5 separate regions of the Homo sapiens genome follow, and all the other regions are linked to region 1. Evidence: chromatin contacts called from ENCODE Hi-C or POLR2A ChIA-PET data. All regions are on one chromosome and are shown on one strand. Each heading gives the region's core, a stretch centred on a gene start or an enhancer-like site at or near the end of the contact. The rest is flanking DNA. Distances are from core to core; before and after follow the strand shown. Region 1 has its middle 180 kb from the start of SIPA1L1. Region 2 overlaps SIPA1L1 (signal induced proliferation associated 1 like 1). Region 3 overlaps SIPA1L1 (signal induced proliferation associated 1 like 1). Region 4 overlaps SIPA1L1 (signal induced proliferation associated 1 like 1). Region 5 overlaps SIPA1L1 (signal induced proliferation associated 1 like 1).

Region 1 (2,700 bases), core at 65-2,564:
GATTACTTCTTTGTTTCCCCCTCTTATTTTATCCCTGGAAAGCCTGGATCAAACCAGGAGGTAGAGAGATTTCTTCAGTGGTGGGCCCTCCACAGGAAAGTCCCCACCATCCCTGTCCTCCCACCATCAGTAACCACACCATTCCTACCCAACTGCCTGATTGGGGATGAGGTCTGGGGCTCATGTACCTCTGCATCCCAAACAAATAGCTACTGTGCATTCCTGTAAGTCCTCTGGTTGAGAATCTGTAAACAGACTCATTGGTAAAGTCTTTCTTGGAAGCTGACCACATGACATGGGAATGTTCGTAGAAGATGCACGTAGTCACCATGAGGAGGGGAAAGAACCCAGTCATCCTATTGTTTTAGACAGGGCTTAACAAAAATGTCTATATAACAAAGCCTGCAAAAATTTAGAAGTGAAACATTTGTGGTTTGAGTTTTTGCGTCAAGGTCCACCACACTTCCTGACAAGTCAGCTCCTTGTCTGGGTAGCCCTTGGATATCAGATCTTCAGGAGAAGCTACTGCCTCTTCAGGTCTGCAGGTTTCCAAATATCAAATTTCTAAAGCATACAATGCCCACAGTTTCACCACTTCCTTTGGTGTCAATGCATTTCATTTTGAGCAATGGCAAGAAAGGCCCCTATGAAATCTTGCTACCACCACCAACAGGAAACATAGCAATCTGTAGCTATAGTCCCCTCATCTGGAGACTGGCCTTGGTAGGCTCACTTCATGCCTTCCTTGCTGGGTTTTGGAAGATGTTGCAATTAACACAAGGAAAGAAGGCAAGCTCTTACCCCTCCTTCCCCTTCACTCAGTAGCAGCATGGTGGTTGCAGAAATAAAGCACTCAGTTGTTCTTTCTGCTTGCAATTGTTCAGATGCAAGGGGAAAAAGTAAAAACTGAAGCTTGCTATGACCTCTGTCTTAAACCATTTTGTGCAGCTATAAAAATTGCTGGGTAATTAATAAAGAACAGAAATTTATTTCTCACAGTTCTGGAGGCTGGGAAGTCCAAGATCAAGGTGCCAGCAGGCTTGGTGTCTGGAGAGGGCCACCCCCAGGATGGTACCTTACACATTACATCTTCCGGAGCAGGGGCAATCACTGTTCCTTACAGGACAGAAATGCAGAACAGAGGGAACCCACATCCACAAGCCCTTTTTAGACTGGCTTTAATCCACTCATGCTCCACCCTCATGACCTGAACACCTCCCAGTAAACCCCACCACCCAATGCTGTTGCATTGGGGATTAAGTTTCCAACACGTGAGTTTTGGAGGGAACAAAAACATTCTGACCATAGCAGCCTCTCCCCAACTTTTACAAGAAGGCTGGCATCTGACGCATTTCATAGCCTGAGTATAAGATGAGGTAACGGAGGGCCCACATCACCTACATCCTGTAAAGCCTGAGGCTCACCAAACCACACAGGGGAGTATGAACACAGAGGACACCTCCCACTGTTGTTCTCTTGTCTCCTGACTCAAACAGCCCCTTCCTTTCAGCCCAAGACATTGAGCCATCCGGGGCTTGCTGTGGTATGATACAAAATAAATATTTGGTCTTTGTCCCTGGTTCCTGACACAGCGCCTCAAAATCCTTGGAACTGATAGTCCTGTATGCTAATGAGATGAGTCATGGAGAGGCCCTAGATAGCTTCAGGATGGGGGCTGGTCACTAGAAAAATCAACCATGTGATTAGAGGATTAGAACTTTCAGCCCCACCTCCTCACTTCTGACCTTCAAGGAGAGGAAAGGGATTGGAGATAAAGTCCAATCACTAAATGACCAATGATTTCATCAATCATGCCTGCATAATTCAGACCTTGAGCAAGAAAGAGGTCAAAGCCTGAGTTACTACCTTTAGTGAGCTTAATTTCCACGTAGGAAAGTAAGAGAAGCACAGCAGCAAAGCTGTGTTTAAAATCCCCGCCCCCGCCCTCCCACTCCCTGCAAAAACACTCCTAAATGAAGTCAGATAAAAATCTCCCAAAAAAATCCTAAGTGAAATCAGATGCAGTGGCTGAAACGTAATTCCAGCTACTGGGGAGACTGAGGTGGGAGGATTGCTTAAGCCCAGGAATTTGAGGCCAGCCTGGGAAACATAGAGAGACCCTATATCTTTAAAAAATTTTGTTTTAATAAAAACAAGAATAAAACCTAAATGACAGGGATTCAGAGAACTTCTGGGTTGAGAAAAACATTGCTTTAAGAGGCCAAGGTGAGAGAATCACCTGAGGCCAGGAGTTCAGGACCAGCCTCTAAGAGACGGGGGGGTCTCACTCTATTGCCCAGGCTGGAGTGCAGTGGCACAATCTCAGCTCACTGCAGCCTTGACCTCCTGGGCTCAGGTGATCCTCCTACCTCAGCCTCCTGAGTAGCTGAGACCACAGGCATGTGCCACCATGCCCAGCTAACTTTTTTTATTTTTAGTGGAGATAAGCTTTCACTGTGTTGCCCAGACTGATCTCAAACTCCTGGTCTTAAGCAATCCTCCCACCTAAGCCTCCCAAAGTGCTGGGATTACAGGCGTGACCCACTGTGCCCAGCCCCTCAAACAAATTTTTTTTGTTTAGCCACATAGTGGCATGTGCCTGTAGTCTCAGCTACTTGGAAGGCTGAGGCCGGAGCATTGCTTGAGCCCAGGACGTCGAGGCTACAGTGAGCTACAATTTCATCACTGCACTCCAGCCTG
Region 2 (2,700 bases), core at 90-2,589, 350 kb after region 1:
TTTTTCTTTGTTGTATACCCATTTGAACAAAAGCAAAGTAATTGCTTACAATAGTTATTTTTTCATAATAACATAAATGCTGAATCTATAAAAAGTAGAATTTCTTTATAAAGATGACCTTAAGTTTTAGCTACCTGATATCGTACATACATCGTAGAGAACATTTTCAAAGGTAGGGGTTTAATAGGAATGAAGATGCCTGTTCCTGATACTGGGAAGTTTGCTTATTTAACTTAGTAGCAATGATATTTATCATATCCTAATATTTTATAATGCTCTGTATATCACTGAGTGCTTAAGTAGTTACCCTTTTTAATCCTCAGAGTCCTCCCTTCAAACAGACAGGATGTCGATATTTAAAAATAAAAAGAAATTAAATTCACCTATTAATATATTTCTAACTCATTGGAAAGGAAATGTCAACTACCAGTTGATTTTCAAGAGTCTCTTTAATTTCAGTTTTGTTTTTCCTTCATTACAGCAGGATACTCAAGCAAACTGAATGTGGCTCTTGGAAACTCTGAGCTATCTTTGGGTTCAGTTCTCTGAAGTTTAAATTACAGTTGTTCCTTTTGGTGATCATCATTCATTCCTCTTTTTCCCCTTGAGCCCCTTCTATGTGTCAGGCCTAGGTTCTGGGGACAGTATATCTCCAAACTGACATTGTACTTATCTTCATGGAACTTAATGGCTTAGTGGAAGAGAAATGAAACAAATATGGACATATGAACTGTAATCAGTGCTCTAGAAGCAATATAAGCAGTAGTATTAGGGAGCAACCTGTTTGTTGTTGTTGTTGTTGTTGTTATTGTTGTTTTGAGATAATCTCATTCTGTCGTCCAGACTGGAGTGCAGTGGTGCAATCATGGCTCACTGCAGCCTCGACCTCCCCGGCTCAAGCAATCCTCCCACCTCAACCCCACAAGTAGCTGGAACAACAGTCAAATGCTCAGCCTGCCTTGGCTTCCCAAAGTGCTGAGATTACAGGCGTGAGCCACCGTTTCAGGCTTAATGTTTTATTTCAAACACACACACACACACACACACACACACACACACACACACACACACACACACCCCTTCCCCCGCCCCCCCACATGAAGAGTTGGCATTTGTAGGCTACATTTTCAGTAAATTGTAAATGAAGAGAATTATGAGAATTTACCTGATAATCCTCATTTATTATAGTTCGGGTTGTGCGTGTGTGGGAAAAATGCTGTCCTGTTTCTGCTAATCCAAGTCTGTCAGCACCATCTCCCCTCTGTCACCTAATGATTTGACTGTATTTCAACCTGTGTAATGGCGAGGCACCACGGTAGCTAGCATTGGCCGAGATGCCTGTCCTTGACAACAAGGTCTTTGTTTGGCTGTGTTGGGAAATATTGGCTACTACCAGGGCTGAGTGCAAAGAGGGTGGTATAGTAACTCAGTTTTTCGTGCTAGCAGCCTGATGGCACAGTTACAGCAAGGATTTGGCAGGAAGGAGCAAGTGTGGATTGCTTGAAGTTTCAAGGGGAGATGAGGCAGGAGAGAATTTAGAACTGTGGTGTTGTTTTTATTAGTTTAGAAGTTTTAATCTTCAATATAGCCGTGTTTTTTTCCAACAGCATAAAGGGTCAGCTTGATGCCCTGTTAAAAAAGAGCCAGAAGTGGGGTTTACAGGTGACAATTTTAGTGTGTTCCTTTTCTTTAAGAAAAATCTTTGATTCTGAAAGAGCTTGACAGAGCTGTTTAATAGTGTGGACATCTGTTGAGGCAGATAGCAGTTTTCTGGATATAGGTCATGTTAATATAAACTCTGGATATAAACAACCTCTGCTGTCTGCTTCAGACTTGAAGACTGTGTGATAGGACCAGGCCCGTGCGGTAGCTCTTTAGTGGTCAGAATATTTGTGAGTGAAAGCCGCTCTTATTTTTCAGAGACAGGAGCTCACTCTCTCGCCCAGGGCACAATTATGGTTCACTCCAGCCTCAATCTCCCAGGCTCAAGCGATCCATCTCAGCTTCCCAAGTAGCTGGGACCATGGGCATATGCCACCATGCCTGGCTAGATTTTTTTTTTTTTTTTAATGTAGGGATGGGGTCCACTCTATTGCCCAGGCTGGTCTCAAACTCCTGGGCTCAAGCAATTCTCCCACCGTGGCCTCCCAAAGTGCTGGGATTATAGGCATGAGCCATTGTGCCCAGCCAGTAAATGGCATTTTCATACATTTACCTCCTTTTTTGTTGTCCCGGAAGGCAGAATCTGGGATCTCTTTTACTTATGTAACTGTTCTCCAATTTCCAAATCAATTTATATCGAAAGAATATATCTGTGGTGCCTGCCCCTTTATCCCTCCCCCAAAACATAGGTATTTATTTTTTTAGAGACAGGGTCTTGCTCTGTCACCCAGGCTGGAGTGCAGTGGTGTGACTGTAGCTCTGTAGCTTTCTGCAGCCTTGAACTCCTGGGCCCAAGCAATTTTCCTGCCTCAGCCTCCTGAGTAGCTAGGACTACAGGTGCCCAAACCCTCCACGCCCCCAGTTTTTTTTATTTTTGGAGTGATGGGGTTTCACCATGTTACCCAGGCTGGTGTTGAATCCTGGGCTCAAGCAGTTTTCCCCATTCACCCTCCCAAAGTGCTGGGATTACGGGTGTGAGCTATTGCACCTGGCGAAAGTAGTTGTTGAAGAACTACTTGGGCAGATGGGAGGTCTTGT
Region 3 (2,700 bases), core at 71-2,570, 390 kb after region 1:
AAGAGAAAAATAATAATTCTATTTTTTCCCCTTTTTGTTTCAGCTTTATAAATAGCAGTCCAGGGCAACAGTACTTGATAAAAAGGTATTTTGTTTGTTTTGGTTTGTTATGGTCAGCTCTACAAAGATGCATGTGACCTTAAAAATATTTAGAAATATTATAATACTACAGACAGGCCGGGCGCGGTGGCTCATGCCTGTAATCCCAGCACTTTGGGCGGCTGAGGCGGGCATATCACCTGAGGTCAGGAGTTCGAGACCAGCCTGACTAACATGGAGAAACCTCGTCTCTACTAAAAATACAAAATTAGCTGGGCGTGGTGGCACACGCCTGTAATCTCAGCTACTAGGGAGGTTGAGGCAGAAGAATCGCTTGAACCTGGGAGGTGGAGGTTGTGGTGAGCCAAGATCGCACCATTGCCCTCTAGCCTGGGCAACAAGAGTGAAACTCCATCTTAAAAAAAAAAAAAGAAAGAAATATGATAATACTAGAGACATTTTTCTCTAATGTCTAATTTAAAAGCAACTATTTACCTTAGAAAGGCTGGTTTGCCTCTTCTAGAACAAAGATAAGACCTGTGTAAGTTATACAGCTATTGTATTTTAGTGAAATTTATTGTGCACTTAACCAGGTTTTTTTTCTAATTTTATTTCAGGTTATACCTTATTGGTGTGGACGTTGTCTAAATTTCGGTAGCCATGGCACAAGAATATAGTAAGTACTATGCCATACTTCCTATGACCTACCTGCTTTACAAAGTGTTGATTTTCTGTGTTTAAATTTCTGATTAGAGAAATGAAAACATAGAAACAAAATTTTAAAAAATCTACTTTTCTCAAAGAGATGAAGTCGTTTGTCATCTGCTTTTTGAATCTATAGCTTTATATACAAATACAGTGTAATAGTGATTTATTTCGTATTCTGATACAGTATTGCTCAGGCTATTGCCTGTAAATAGTACTGACTGAACATTAGGGTTGGATCCATATCATGCGTTGCATCTATTCCTCATGTTATGGGGTTGAAGAACTGACTGCAGCTCGCCCTGATTAGGAGCAGTCTCATTTCTGCCTTGTCCATGATTGACTCATGAACTCTGGCTACATCAGTGAGTGCTGAGTGTTACCTGGCCAGGGGGATGGTTTCAGAGATGGTCCTGTAATCCTTTTCTACCCAGCGTGGCTCCAATGTGGGTTTGCCTGGAGCTTCTGGCAGAAGGCTTCTCATGGTTAGGACAGAGCTGCCTCTTACTTCTGGATGTTGTTGTGCGCTGGTGTGAGGTCTGGTGTAGCTGCAGCATTGTGGCTTCCGGACTGAGTGAGAAGCCACACAGGGTGGAGGACGGAGTCCAGAATCACAAGGAAACCAGCCCTGAAGCTTGCCCTTTCTCTGACGTCCAAGCATTTGAGCCAATACATTTCCTTTTTATTTAAGCCAGTTTGAGTTAGGAGCCAAAACAGCCTAAGTGATTCACTTAGTCTCCATTTTATTTTTAGTAATCCATTAGTTTCTCCCTGGGGAAATGTAGGAGTAATTGCAAAGCAAGGCAAAATAATACCATTAAATTAAACTGGCAGAGTGTGTTGGTGTTGACTGGCATACTCTTCACTCTTAACAGTTAGCAGGTAGTGATTTAGTATTCAAAGACATGAGAATAAAATATATCACTTTCAGATTCTACCCCACCCCCACACCCCCAGAAGGTTTTGCGTCCTGATCGACCAACTTGTGCTGTGAATGCTAAAAAGGGTCTTGGATACTGGCAGACTCATCCCTTTGCATAGGTAGGTGCATATTTGGCAGTGCAGACTTGTTCTTTGTGTTTTCTTAGAACAGTCTATACCCTTCTAATTCCTTGTTTTTGTTCTTGAAAAATTAGTAGGAATATTTCAAATATAAAAAGCATATAAGGCATAACACAAATATCCTTACCCCAGCTCCTTTTTGATTAGCAGAAAAACAAAATCCATGTTACCTCTCCTCAACACTCTATAGAGAAATCGAATGTTTACCAATTCCATTGAACATTAAAAAACCCAGGATATTTCTCTCTAACAGCAGTTCCCTTTCTTAATCCCCAAGAAGCCACTATCCTGGTTTTGGTCTTTATTATTCCCATGCATTTGTTTGTGTTCTTCCCACATAGTGTATTGTATGATTTTTGGATGCTTTTTAACTTTGAGTAAATGTAGATGCTATGTGCATTTATTACTCAAAATCGTAAGGGAGTTTAGAATAAATTGAGGATCGCTGAAAGAGGCTATAAATCTGTTCTTAGGTACTTGTGAAAAGATCTATTATTGGGTATCCTAGTGATCTGTGATAGAATGTTTTAGGTTTTGAATGGTCAATGAGTTTGAACCAACATGCTGATAGCTTTCTGTCTTATCTACTAATACGAAGCACTTTTCTCTGGTAATTGGCCTACCATTGAGTTCACTCTCTGTATCTACTTCTACACTCCTGTGCAGGTGTGGAATGTGCAGGATACTTATAGATCAATTGTGTCATTAATGAGGTTTTCAGAGTGTGTTGGTTGCTGTTTCATTTAAATAGCTCTATTCATTCTGTAGTCCAAATGATGCTTCTGGCATCATTTTTCTGCATTGTGAGAATTCGCCATTATGCCTACAAAATTTACTTCTTTTTTTTTTTTTTCTAAATTTGTCAGTTTGTCACTATGTTACTTTGTACTGGTA
Region 4 (2,700 bases), core at 134-2,633, 310 kb after region 1:
GAGACGGGATTTTACCATGTTGCTCAGGCTGGTCTCGAACTCCTGAGCTCTGGCAATCCGCCTGCCTCTGCCTCCCAAAATGCTAGGATTACAGGTGTGAGCCACCATGCCTGGCCTACTATTGATTTTTTTGTTAGAGTGGTATCCAGAATATTCATTTAATGTGCATAGTTATTTGACTAATGGCTCATTGTGAAAGTTCATGGTATTCCAAGGTTTGTTGAGCCCCTCTGGTCAGTGACAATGCAAGACATTTAGCTTTCTGTTCTGTGGCCAGAGATATTTTCTTGTGGCTTCCAGAACAGTCCTGTGAGGAGGGTGATGGAGCAAGTGGATGTCATCTCCGTTTTGTAGATGAGGAAACTGAAGGAACTTGTCTAATGCCCCTTGGCTATTACATGGCAGCTGCCATTCTTCTTTCTCTTAGTTCTCTTTCCTTTATTTTGCACTTTTTTTTCCTACGCTTCCATCGCTTTCTTGGTTGTCTTTCTGGTAGCAATAACATCATCCACACCAATGATTATAGTAATAACTGACCTTTATTGATCAATCAGTTGCCATGTGCCACAGAGTTTCCTAAGTGCTCTAATGTATTGACCTTCACCTCAGTCCTATGGAGTAGGTATTATCCTCTTTTTAGAGCTGAAGAAACTGAGGCCCAGAGAGGTTAAGCAACTTGCCCAAGGTTTATGGGGCTAGTTGTGTTCCCAGGCATCTAACTCTAGCCACTGGAATTCTATATTCTGAAAACCGTTTGACATTTATAACAAGTATAACATGAATTTTCAAGTTGGAATAAAGAAGACATTTCTGAAATGGGCTGAAATAAGTGGAATTGGGGAAAGCTGAAGATGTTTTGCATTAATGTGTTATGTTTCCCTTGAACTGTAGCCAAGAGACTCTTCATAACAGCCTGCATTTCAAGTCTAATTGTAAGCCGGGTGTTGTACCTGCCTGTAGTCCTAGCAACTCAGGAGGCTGAGGCAGGAGGATTGTTTAAACCCAGGAGTTATAAGCTGTAGTGCTCTATGCCAATTGAGTGTCCCTACTAAGTTCAGCATTTCCTGGGAGTGGGGGACCACCAGATTGCCTAAGGGAGGGGTCAACTGGCCCAGGTTGGAAACTCCTGTGCTGATCAGTAGTGGAATTGTGCCTGTGAATAGCTGCTACACTCCAGCCTGGGCAACATAGCAGGACCCCATCTCTTTAAAAGAATTGTTTTAAAAAATGACAACAGTGTTAATAGAGCTGTTTACTCTCTTAGTTTTCTCATTTATAAAGTTAGGCCTGGAGAATAAAGTCATTACTATGAGAGACAGGTGTTTGCTCTTTGAGTCAGCCTGCTTCTCCAAAGTAGGAGAGCTGGTTGATGGCAGGACTGGGTGACCTTCATGGTGATTAAAGCCAGAGGGACAGCAAAAGGCTGCTGCTTTTTCAGGTTTCCTCTTTGGTTTGCCAAGGCCCTGTTGTAAATTACCTAATTAGTAAGACTACCTTTCAAGGAAGGAATCAGGAAATTTAAACTCTAGTTATGGTTTTAGTTCAGCTTTGTGTGGATGGCTTGATTAGCTGGGAGAATAAACCAGATTGGGCTTTTGTTTTTTTCTCTGAACAAATGAAGTTGTCTGGGGAAGAGTAATTGAGACAATGGGCAGAATTCTACCTGGTGAGTAATTTACTACTGAGCTCCTAGAGAGCTGAATTCACCTTTTCCCTTTTCTTGTCTTTAAGATACAGCTAACATTAGTCACAAGGCTACACATCTGGTGACAGGGATGCCTCTAGGTCCTTATTTTTGTTCAGATAATGGAGCACCTGGAAGTTATGTGATTTTAATAGAAAATCAGGAAATACTGGTATACTTAATTCTATCTTAGGAACGAAGAACGATTTTACTAGCAGAAAATGAACACAGTTATATGTACGTAACATAAAATCACAACTGCTGGCTCAGGGTTGGAGGTGAGGTGGGGGGACTGTCTCAGTTAAGCATGATTTATTAATGTTATTATGAATTCTTTTAGTGCCAGTTTTCTGCTACTGTTCTATTTGTTCTGCTATATGAGCTTTGTTGGTATTTGCTTGTAGGTATACTTTGGCAGATGCCAGAAGGCTAACATTGGGAGAAAGGTCTTAAAATTGAGAAAATTCTCCCACTAATTTGTTCTGTGAATCAGGAAGAAAACACGCATTGACTCATTTTTTTGAACAGGAACTGTCTTTTTCTCAGATCTTTTAGCTTATTTTTTAACCTTAAAAATGATATATGTTCATTTTAACAATGCAAACAGTAAAATAAAACTTAAAAAATAAAAATTATCCCAAATCCTAAACCCAGAGATATATGTAATATTTCTGCTAAATATATCTTTATATAATTTTTCTATTACGATTATTTACATTCTTGATAGTGTGTTTATGTGTTAATATACAGATATACCAGAAATAAATATATGTAACTTTATATTTAGATTTATATTCTGTCATATTTCTATTTGGAGGGCTTACTGATTTTCTCATCACCCTTGTACTGATACAGTAGATTTAATTTACTTCCTAAGGTGTCAGTTTATAGCTCGATAGTGTGTTCTCTAAGACTCTGTACTCATTTATATAAAAGGATTTAAAATCTTTGTAATAAACCTGTTCATTAAACAAAACTTCACAGAAATGAGTCATTCTGGGTAGCCAAACTTTCTA
Region 5 (2,700 bases), core at 137-2,636, 450 kb after region 1:
TCTGAAGTTTATATTTTAGAAATTACATCTCTGTTACACTGTCCTTTAAGGTACAAGGTTTCTCATTCTTGCCAACTTGGCATTTGGGGGTGCGATGATTCTTTGTTGGGGTAGCGTGGAGTAGGGGGCTGTCCTGTGTATTGTAGGATGTAGGATGCTTAGCAGCATCCCTGGCTTCCACACTATTAATGCCAGTAGGTTTTCCTCCTCCCTCTAGTTGTGACAGCCTAAAATGTCTTCAGGCATTGCCAAATGTCTCTTAAGAGGTAAACTAACCCCTAGCTGAGAACCCCTGCTTTACTGTACCTGTGCAAATTTTCTGCAGGTGTGTCTGAGCTGTCGATAGGTGGAGGCAAAATGGCCTCCACCCAAAACTGACACTGAAACATATTAGTTATAATCTAATTTATGTAATAATGGGTACTTTTTTCCTATTAGGCAGTATAATAATATTATTATAATAATGAACATTTTGGGTACTTACTGTGTACCAGGCACTGTACTAGGCATTTGCTATGCCACATTTTCTCATTTCAATCTCTTGATGCCCAGGAAGGTAGGTACTATTGTTAACCTTATTTTCCAGTTGAGAAAACTGGAGCTTAAGTGATAAGACTCTCATGGAGCTAGTAAATGTTGGAGCCAGGCTGTCTGAACAGAGTCATGTTCTTAATCACTGTTCTCTGATCTCTGCTAGGTTAAAGAGATGGAGAATCTTAAAGTATTTTATCTTTCAAAAGTCTGGAATAAAAATGTGAATGCCTAGATTCCAGATTAATCCTGTTTGTTCATAATAACCTCATAAATCTAATACCCACTAATCCAGTAGTTACTAACTTGAAGCATGGAAAATACCCTTTTACCCAGCATAATTGGAACTAGTGAATTGAAAATATCAACTCAAGCAGGGAATTGTTAAAAAGTATACATTCAAACTGTTTTATTATCATTAACACATATAAGAATATGTTTGCCAAACTCTTGTGAGACCAAGGGCTTTTCTTTGACAATGATTCTACTCTTTTAAATTCTTAATTGTGTTAATAGGCTAAACCATAAGAATAAAAACATAGAGACTAACAACATAATCTGAGTACAAAATCTTAGATTTCATAAATTTTTTCTCATTTTTTCATAGCTGTCCTGCCCACATTTAATCCAACAGCTTTCTTTTTAATGACTTGCCTTTATTAAGTTTGTATAAAGCCTTAGTTTTTAATAGGAACAACGTTTATCTTTTGTACTCATATTTCATCAGCTTTCATGATTAAATTTCATAATTAAAATAGCAAGTCAATTGGTATAAACAGCTCACTCTTTGTCAGCATGAGGTCCAGCTGGCAGGAACAGAAAGTATGTATGGCACCTAGGGATCACCCACTAGACTGCTAGTGCCATTGGGTATTTGTCAGCATGGTTTGCAGGGAAATTATGAGCAGTGGTTAATCCAGGAAGTTGTTCAGTGGAAGTCAGTTACACAGAGTGGTTACTGTAAGAGCTTTTCTTGGGCCACACAACTTTCAAGTCAGACAGGCAATTTGTTACAGTATGATAATATACCACAAATAGTGGCTCTGGATAACAAAATTTGGAGCAGAAATTAAGCTCTGTAAAGTATAAACTGTACATTTTAAAAATTGTTGTTTATACTTTTATATAGTATAAAACATATCTAAACAAACAACTCTGTCTTATAATAGACAACTTTGATTCACTGAAATTAGCAGACTAACTCATTTTTCCTAATCAGAACCTTAAAGCAAGTCTTCTTGTTGAAGGAGTACATCAGTGTCAGATGTAATTTATCCTCTAGCACCAAGGTGTGGCAGAGCTGACCTGGCTGTCACTCAGCCGCTTATCACCGGGTAGTTTCCATTTGGCTGCCTAATGCATTCCTGACTTCACTGTGGCTAAGTCTCAGGTGGGGAGGGGGTGGAGGGGGAGTACTTTACTAAAGTATGCTATACAGCTGATATTATATGTAAAAATCATATTTGGCTGATGAAGCTATAATCACTTTATTATTATGTTGTTTTTATAAACATTATTTTACAAATTTAGACTTCAGAGGCTATTTTAGTCCAACATAGAAGCCAGGTCCATTGCTGGAAAAATACTGGATCAGTAGAGGAATCCCATTGTTTGTATTTAGTAAAATAAGCAACATGCCATTGATGCTTTTCTTTCCAGTCCTTTCTCATGCCCACTTCTCTTTGCCATTTTGCTAGTGAGTGTATGTTTATATTGAGAACCAGGATTAAATGACAGTAATAATATAGCTAACATGCATCATGTTACTTCTTTGTACTTTATTGAGTTCCTCACTTAATGCCCATTGGACATTAAGGTGGATCTGTACTGGTGATAGAAGTCCAAGTGATAGCCACATCCTCCTTATGGAGGCACAGACTAGGCAGTAGGGCTGCATTCAGATTAACCTGAATTACTTATCTTCCTTTGAGTATGTATGTGTTTTGTGTTATTTATTTATTTATTTATTTATTTATTTATTTATTTATTGAGACAGAGTCTCACTCTCTCACCTACGCTGGAGTTCAGTGGCACGATCTCCGCTCACTGCAATCTTTGCCTCCTGGATTCAAGCGATTCTCGTGCCTCAGCCTCCCAGGTAGCTGGGATTACAGGTGTGCAGCACTGTGCCAAGCTAATTTTTGTATTTTTAGTAGAGATGGGGTTTCA

The links. Hi-C counts contacts between places; a loop is a spot of excess contacts on that map. ChIA-PET counts read pairs that join two places held with the same protein, here RNA polymerase II (POLR2A). Pooled maps may share reads with other maps.
Region 2: a map with no recorded cell type shows a loop between it and region 1 (3-fold over the local background). The contact joins two enhancer-like sites. A Hi-C loop is called at or near these places in 13 of 37 single-sample maps with no recorded cell type and 7 of 50 pooled maps. POLR2A ChIA-PET finds 5 or more read pairs at or near these places in 2 of 52 experiments (H1 and HCT116).
Region 3: a loop to region 1 is called in a map of ovary, with 3 times the contacts of the local background. The contact joins two enhancer-like sites. A Hi-C loop is called at or near these places in 1 of 168 maps with a recorded cell type or tissue (ovary) and 7 of 50 pooled maps. POLR2A ChIA-PET finds 5 or more read pairs at or near these places in 1 of 52 experiments (WTC11).
Region 4: a loop to region 1 is called in a map of PC-3, with 7 times the contacts of the local background. The contact joins two enhancer-like sites. A Hi-C loop is called at or near these places in 1 of 168 maps with a recorded cell type or tissue (PC-3) and 2 of 50 pooled maps. POLR2A ChIA-PET finds 5 or more read pairs at or near these places in 4 of 52 experiments (BJ, PC-3, activated CD8-positive, alpha-beta memory T cell and 1 more).
Region 5: a pooled map shows a loop between it and region 1 (5-fold over the local background). The contact joins two enhancer-like sites. A Hi-C loop is called at or near these places in 2 of 168 maps with a recorded cell type or tissue (IMR-90 and cardiac septum), 2 of 37 single-sample maps with no recorded cell type and 8 of 50 pooled maps. POLR2A ChIA-PET finds 5 or more read pairs at or near these places in 3 of 52 experiments (AG04449, activated CD4-positive, alpha-beta memory T cell and activated naive CD4-positive, alpha-beta T cell).

Annotation. Positions count from the first base shown.
Region 1 is chr14:71,142,122-71,144,821 of GRCh38, forward strand. No RefSeq gene overlaps it. Among named protein-coding and RNA genes, the nearest start is that of SIPA1L1, 180 kb to the right of the region's middle. Within about 2 kb of position 1,315, at least 10 of the 41 ENCODE cell types and tissues checked have a DNase peak (open chromatin) inside an H3K27ac peak, as active enhancers do; they include PC-3, where a contact is called at or near this core.
Region 2 is chr14:71,490,737-71,493,436 of GRCh38, forward strand. All of the region lies in intron 2 of SIPA1L1 (signal induced proliferation associated 1 like 1), which reads left to right. Among named protein-coding and RNA genes, the nearest start is that of SNORD56B, 94 kb to the left of the region's middle. Within about 2 kb of position 1,340, at least 2 of the 41 ENCODE cell types and tissues checked have a DNase peak (open chromatin) inside an H3K27ac peak, as active enhancers do.
Region 3 is chr14:71,528,656-71,531,355 of GRCh38, forward strand. SIPA1L1 (signal induced proliferation associated 1 like 1) reads left to right here. Exons shown (of 24, transcript NM_001386936.1): 4 at 657-715. Among named protein-coding and RNA genes, the nearest start is that of SNORD56B, 130 kb to the left of the region's middle. Within about 2 kb of position 1,321, at least 6 of the 41 ENCODE cell types and tissues checked have a DNase peak (open chromatin) inside an H3K27ac peak, as active enhancers do.
Region 4 is chr14:71,447,753-71,450,452 of GRCh38, forward strand. All of the region lies in intron 2 of SIPA1L1 (signal induced proliferation associated 1 like 1), which reads left to right. It also overlaps the pseudogene RN7SL683P. Among named protein-coding and RNA genes, the nearest start is that of SNORD56B, 51 kb to the left of the region's middle. Within about 2 kb of position 1,384, at least 2 of the 41 ENCODE cell types and tissues checked have a DNase peak (open chromatin) inside an H3K27ac peak, as active enhancers do; they include PC-3, where a contact is called at or near this core.
Region 5 is chr14:71,590,710-71,593,409 of GRCh38, forward strand. All of the region lies in intron 5 of SIPA1L1 (signal induced proliferation associated 1 like 1), which reads left to right. Among named protein-coding and RNA genes, the nearest start is that of SNORD56B, 190 kb to the left of the region's middle. Within about 2 kb of position 1,387, at least 4 of the 41 ENCODE cell types and tissues checked have a DNase peak (open chromatin) inside an H3K27ac peak, as active enhancers do.